Regions from separate parts of the Homo sapiens genome. Here region 1 is linked to region 2. A link is a loop called in an ENCODE intact Hi-C map of the cell type or tissue named here. Cell type or tissue: PC-3. All regions are shown on one strand. Each heading gives the region's core, and the rest is flanking DNA. Links, peaks and the distances in the headings are about the cores only. Region 1 has its middle 29 kb from the start of PTPRS. Region 2 has its middle 10 kb from the start of TINCR.

Region 1 (2,911 bases), core at 255-2,754, 210 kb after region 2:
AAGCGCAGGGATTACAGGCATGAGCCACTGCAACCGGCAGACTTCCTTTCTTGTTGCCACATTTTGGAGGTGATCCGCCTTTCTGAACTGGTTTGGGGTGTGGTCTCTGCATGGGTTTAGCCACTTTCTCTTTTTCTGGACAAGCTTTTCAGCATCTGGCAATAGTGGGTGCTCAACGAATGGGTTGGGGCTTACTTTAGATATTTAATTATTCAACACCTATTAACTGAGTCAGACACTGTTCTAGGTACTGAGAGGAAATAGCAAATTTGACAGAATGAAGATCTCTGTTTTGAAGAGCTGATGTTACATGTTAACAAAGAAAACCCCCCCACACAAGTAGGTGGGGCACAGCTGCTCACTCATGTGATCTCAATGCTTTGGGAGGCTGATGCAGGAGCATCACTTGAGCCCAGGAGTTTGAGACCAGCCTGGGCAACATAGCAAGATCCCATCTCTGAAAAAAAAATTAGCAGGGCATGGTGGTGTGCCTATAGTTCCAGGTACTTAGGAGGCTGAGGAGGGAGGATCGCTGGAGCCCAGGAGTATGAGGCTGCAGTGAGCTATGATGACACCACTGCACTTCAGCCTGGGCAACAGGAGGAGACTCTGTCTAAAAGACAAAAATACACAAGTGGCCGGGCACTGTGGCTCACACTTGTAATCCCAGCACTTGGGGAGGCTGAGGCGGGTGGATCACGGGGTCTGGAGACTGAAACCAACCTGGCCAACGCGGTGAAACCCCGTCTCTACTAAAAATGCGAACAATTAGCCGGGCGTGGTGGTGGGCGCCTGTAGTCCCAGCTACTGGGGAGGCTGAGGCAGGAGAATGGCGTGAACCCGGGAGGCGGAGCTTGCAGTGAGCCGAGATGGCGCCACTGCACTCCAGCCTGGGCGACAGAGCGAGACTCCGTCTCAAAAACAAAAACAAAAACAAGAAAACCACACACACAAGTAAAATATACAGGGGGTCAGATGGTGGTAAGAGCTAAGGGTGAGGGGCGGGGGGTGGGGTGGGCTGGAAACAAGCAGTAAAGGAGAACAGACTCTGACGGAGATAAATGTGGGGAAGTGGCCAGGGGAGGTCTCTGTGAGAAGCGCCATTTCAATAGAGACCAAAGGAGGTGGAGGTGGGGGAGGGAGATAGAAGGCACAGCCCACGCGGAAGCCCTGAGGCAGGACCCCACCTGGTGCGTTGGAGAAACATTGAGGAAAACCCTGTGGCTGGAGCACAGTGAGCAAGGGAAAGAGACGGAGGAGGAGGTGTCAAGGCAGGTCACACAGAGCCTTGTGGGCCGCAGAGAGGACTTGCTTTTTGACTCTGAGGGAGGTGACAGCCATGGAGGGCTGTGGGCAGAAGAGGGACAGGACCTGACTCAGGTGCTCACAGGCGCCCTCTGGCTGCTGAGGGGGGAACGGTCTGATGGGTTAGTGAGCAGGGGAGGTGAGGACCAGGGCAGAAGCAACTGTACTGGTCCAGGCAGGCAATGATGGGGCTGGACCTGGGGATGTAAAAGAGGGGCGAGAAGTAGGCAGGTTGTGAATAGATTTGAAGGCAGAGCCAACAAGATTTTCTAAAGGACTGATGGTGAAATGTGAGGAAAAGAGTTGACTTGAGATTGATTCCAGGGTTTCTGACTTGAGCCCCTTGGATGTTAGAGGTGCAACCTATTAGTATGAGTTTGGGGAGGATGAAAATGGATGAATAAGGATGGATGGATGGATGGATGGATGGATGGATGGAAGAGTGGGTGGGTGGACGTGTTACGGATGGATAATAGATGATGAATGAATGAATTATGGATGGATGGATAAGTGAGCGGGTTGATGTGTTATAGATGGATATAGATGATGAATGAATGAATAAATTATGGATGGATGGGTGGATGGATGGATGAGTGAGTGGTTGGGTGGATCGGTTATGGATAATAAGTGATGGATGGATGAGTGAATGGATGGATAGATGAATAAATGGGTGACGGATGGATGGATGGATGGATGGATGAATATATAGGTAGGTGGGTGGGTGAGTGGTTGGGTTAATGGGTCATGGATGGATAATAGATAATGGATGGATAAATGGATGGATGGGGATGGGTGGATGAATAGATGGATGATGGATGGGTGTATGGAGGGATGGATGGGTGTATGGAGGGATGGATGAGTGGATGAATGGATGGTTGAATGAGTGGGTGAATGAATGGTTGGGTAGATATATTATGGATGGATGATAGAGGATGGGGTAGGAGCCACAGGATGGGGAGGGGTGATGACCAAGGTTTGGCTTTGGCCTGTTAAGTTTGAGCTGCCTTTTGGGCACCTACATGTAGATGCAGACGGGCCATTTGGATATAAGATTCTGATGTTCCCAGAAGAGATGCCTTCTGAAGGCATAAATCTGACAGTCCGTGGTACTGGGATTACAGGCGTGGGCCACCGCGCCTGGCCCAGAGCTAGCTTTTACTAGCCATGGTGTTAGAATGTATTCGTGTCCATGGTGTTAGTCCATGGTGTTAGAATGTATTCATGTCCATGGGGATGAATGAGAAGAGGAGACAGAGACTATGCTCAAGGACTACCCTGTGTTTAGCAGCTGAGCAGAAGAGAGAAGCTTGCAGAGAGAAGCTTGCAGAGAGACTGAGAAGAGTCCAACAGAGAGGAGGGTGAATGCAGGCAAATGTGGGGACGCTGGGGGCCACGTGAAGATGATGCTCCCAGGAGGAGGGACCACCCAGGGTAGATGTTGCTAGGAGCATGAGGAGGATGGGTGCTGAGAAGTGATCACTGGATTTGGACACTGGGAAGCCACCTGGACAAGGGAAATCTTAGAATAGTACTGGGAAGAGCCCACCACTGAGATTTTTTTTTTTTTTTGAGACGGAGTCTAGCTCTGTTGTCCAGGCTGGAGTGC
Region 2 (2,911 bases), core at 190-2,689:
AGGGTTTGAGGGTAACACTCAAATGTCTCTCTTCAGGCCTTTCCTTGCTTGAGATCCAAATCCTCACTGTCCCCGTGTCCCCGGTCTCCCCATGCCATGACCACTTTCACCTCCAGGAAGCTAGAACCAGCCAGCCCTGGGGAAGGAGGGGCGAGCCACACTGGACTCAGGGCCCTGGCTCTGTTTGGACAAAGACACAGCAGGGGGGGCCACAAGCCGCCTCCAGTTTTGGGATCCCTGCTCCAAAGACCAGAACATAGGAGCAAGCAGGCTGGCAGAACTGGTGGGCACAGCTGGGCATGGTGCCTCACACCTGTACTCCAAGCACTTTGGGAGGCCGAGGCAGGCAGATCACTTGAGACCAGCCTGGTCAACATGGTGAAACTCCATCTCTACTAAAAACACAAAAATTAGCCAGGTGTGGTGGTGCACGCCTGTAATCCCAGCTACTCGGGAGGCTGAGGCAGGAGAATCACTTGAATCTGGGAGGTGGAAGTTACAGTGAGCTGAGATCACACCACTGCACTCCAGTCTGGGCAACAGAGCGAGACTCTGTATTAAAAAATAGATATAATTAGCCAGGCACGGTGGCTCATGTCTGTAATCCCAGCACTTTGGGAGGCTGAGGTGGGTGGATCACCTGAGGTCAGGAGTTCGAGATCAGCCTGGTCAACATGGCAAAACCTTGTCTCTACTAGAAATACAAAAATTAGCAGGGCATGGTGGCGCATGCCTGTAATCCCAGCTACTCGGGAGGCTGAGGCAGGAGAATCTCTTGAACCTGGGAGGTGGAGGTTGCAGTGAGCTGATGTTGCACCACTGCACTCCAGCCTGGGCGACAGAGTGAGAGTCCGTTGGGTATCACACCCCCACTCACTCAGCCCCTGGCTGAGTCATAGCAGGTGGACACTCATGGGGACCAAGACGCCGTTGAGGGACGGGACCCAAGAGATGCGGCTATAAGTGGGGTGTGCTGGGTCACTGGAGATGCCTGGCTTGCTTATTGACGAAGCCTCAGGCTCTGGAGGTGGGGGAAGCCGTGGGGGAGGGAAGGGGAGAAAAAAGAGGGATGGAGAGATAAAGACACCGAGACACAGAAAAAGAGAGATTCAGGGAGAAGAGAGACAGAGACTGAGACACAGAGTGAAACAGACGCACACACACAGGGACGCAAATAGACAAAAGCAGAAACAGATGAACCCAGGACCTGCACAGATGTGGATCTGCACTTGGGGCAGCCGGGCCCTCTACTCCATGTGCCCACTAGGTGGCGCCCAAGAGCCACGCTCTGCAACGCAGCCGACCCGGTTGGGCCCCTCCTGCCGCGGAAGCCCCCATCTCTCTGCCCGCCCAGCGTTTCCCCCACGGGCCCAACACCACCTTTGTGGGAGGCCCTGGAGGCGCAGGTGGAGGCTGGAATGGGGGCTTCCTCAAGGGTCGAGGGTCTCCAGAGCCTCCCAACCCGGCCCCCGGTAGGCGAAGGCCCTGGTTGTGTCTGTGCTTCTCTTAGAGTGAGTTTGTATTGGTCTCAGGAGTGGACGTGCCTGCTTCTGTCTTGGGGTGTGGATCTGGTGAATCTCCGTGTGTGAGGCTTAAGGCCGTGTGTCTCTCTGTGTGCATCTGTGTTTGTCATGGGGCGTGTGTCCGTGTGTGTCTGTGTTTGCTCTGGGGGGCATGTGTCTCTGCGCATGTGACTACGTGTCTCATTTTTCTCTTGCTACATATCATGGCTGTATTTGCCTTGGGTGTGTCTGTGTCTCTGTGTGACTGACTTCTCCTCATGCTGTGTACATTTTGGTGTATCCGGGCTGGCGAGTGACTTGATGTGTGCCTCATGTCTCCGCCCCCCTTGGAAAGCTGCCTCTCCCGCCCCTGCTCACCTTTCCTGGCGGCTCTGTATAGAGTCACCAAAGAATTCAAGAACTGAAATATTTATGAAGTGCTTCCTGGGGTCCCCTGGAGAGACAGGAGCGACTGTTCATGGAGCTGTGTGTCTGTGGGTCTGACCAAACGAGATTTAGATCCTGCTCAAACTAAGCACCTACTATGTGCCAGGCCTTGGCTCGGGTACTGCCTTCATGCTATGCATTCAGTTTCCTCATCTGTAAAATGGGCCTGATATTCGGCCGGGCGCGGTGGCTCATGCCTGTAATCCCAGCACTTTGGGAGGCCGAGGCGGGCGGATCACAAGGTCAGGAGATCGAGATCATCCTGGCTAATACGGTGAAACCCCGTCTCTACTAAAAATACAAAAAATTAGGGCCGGGCGCGGTGGCTCACGCCTATAATCCCAGCACTCTGGGAGGCCGAGGCGGGCGGATCACGAGGTCAGGAGATCGAGACCATCCTGGCTAACACGGTGAAACCCTGTCTCTGCTAAAAGTACAAAAAATTAGGGCCAGGCGCGGTAGCTCACGCCTGTAATCTCAGCACTCTGGGAGGCCAAGGCAGGCAGATCACGAGGTCAGGAGATTGAGACCATCCTGGCTAACATGGTGAAACCCCGTCTCTGCTAAAAAAAAATAGCTGGGCGTGGTGGCGGGCGCCTGTAGTCCCAGCTACTTGGGGGGCTGAGGCAGGAGAATGGCCTGAACCCGGGAGGCGGAGCCTGCAGCGAGCCGAGATCGCGCCACTGCACTCCAGCCTGGGCAACAGAGTGAGACTCTGTCTCAAAAAACAAAACAAAACAAAATAAATTATAAAAAAAAAAAAAAAATGGGTGAAATTCCACCATGGCGTACCGTGGCCAGGGCCAGAAAGTGCAGAAGGTTATGGTGCAGCCCATCAGCCTCATCTTCAGATACTTACAAAATAGATCGCGGATTCAGGTGTGGCTCTATGAGCAAGTGAATATGCGGATAGAAGGCTGTATCATTGGTTTTGATGAGTATATGAACCTTGTATTAGATGA

Evidence for each region. Peaks named below come from ENCODE experiments on the same cell type or tissue, not always from the same donor. Only the 100,000 strongest peaks of a DNase experiment are listed, where the experiment ranks them.
Region 1: it touches region 2 in a loop (4-fold over the local background); 12 of 110 quality-filtered maps call a loop at or near these places.

Annotation. Positions count from the first base shown.
Region 1 is chr19:5,368,552-5,371,462 of GRCh38, reverse strand. No RefSeq gene overlaps it. Among named protein-coding and RNA genes, the nearest start is that of PTPRS, 29 kb to the right of the region's middle. In PC-3, for the core only: CTCF peaks have their summits at 1,207 and 1,406; no DNase peak of the experiment used is centred there.
Region 2 is chr19:5,576,760-5,579,670 of GRCh38, reverse strand. It overlaps the pseudogene SNRPEP4. Among named protein-coding and RNA genes, the nearest start is that of TINCR, 10 kb to the right of the region's middle. In PC-3, for the core only: a CTCF peak has its summit at 1,270 (motif pointing right); DNase peaks (open chromatin) are centred at 1,250 and 1,790; H3K4me3 peaks cover 1,101 bases; H3K27ac peaks cover 981 bases.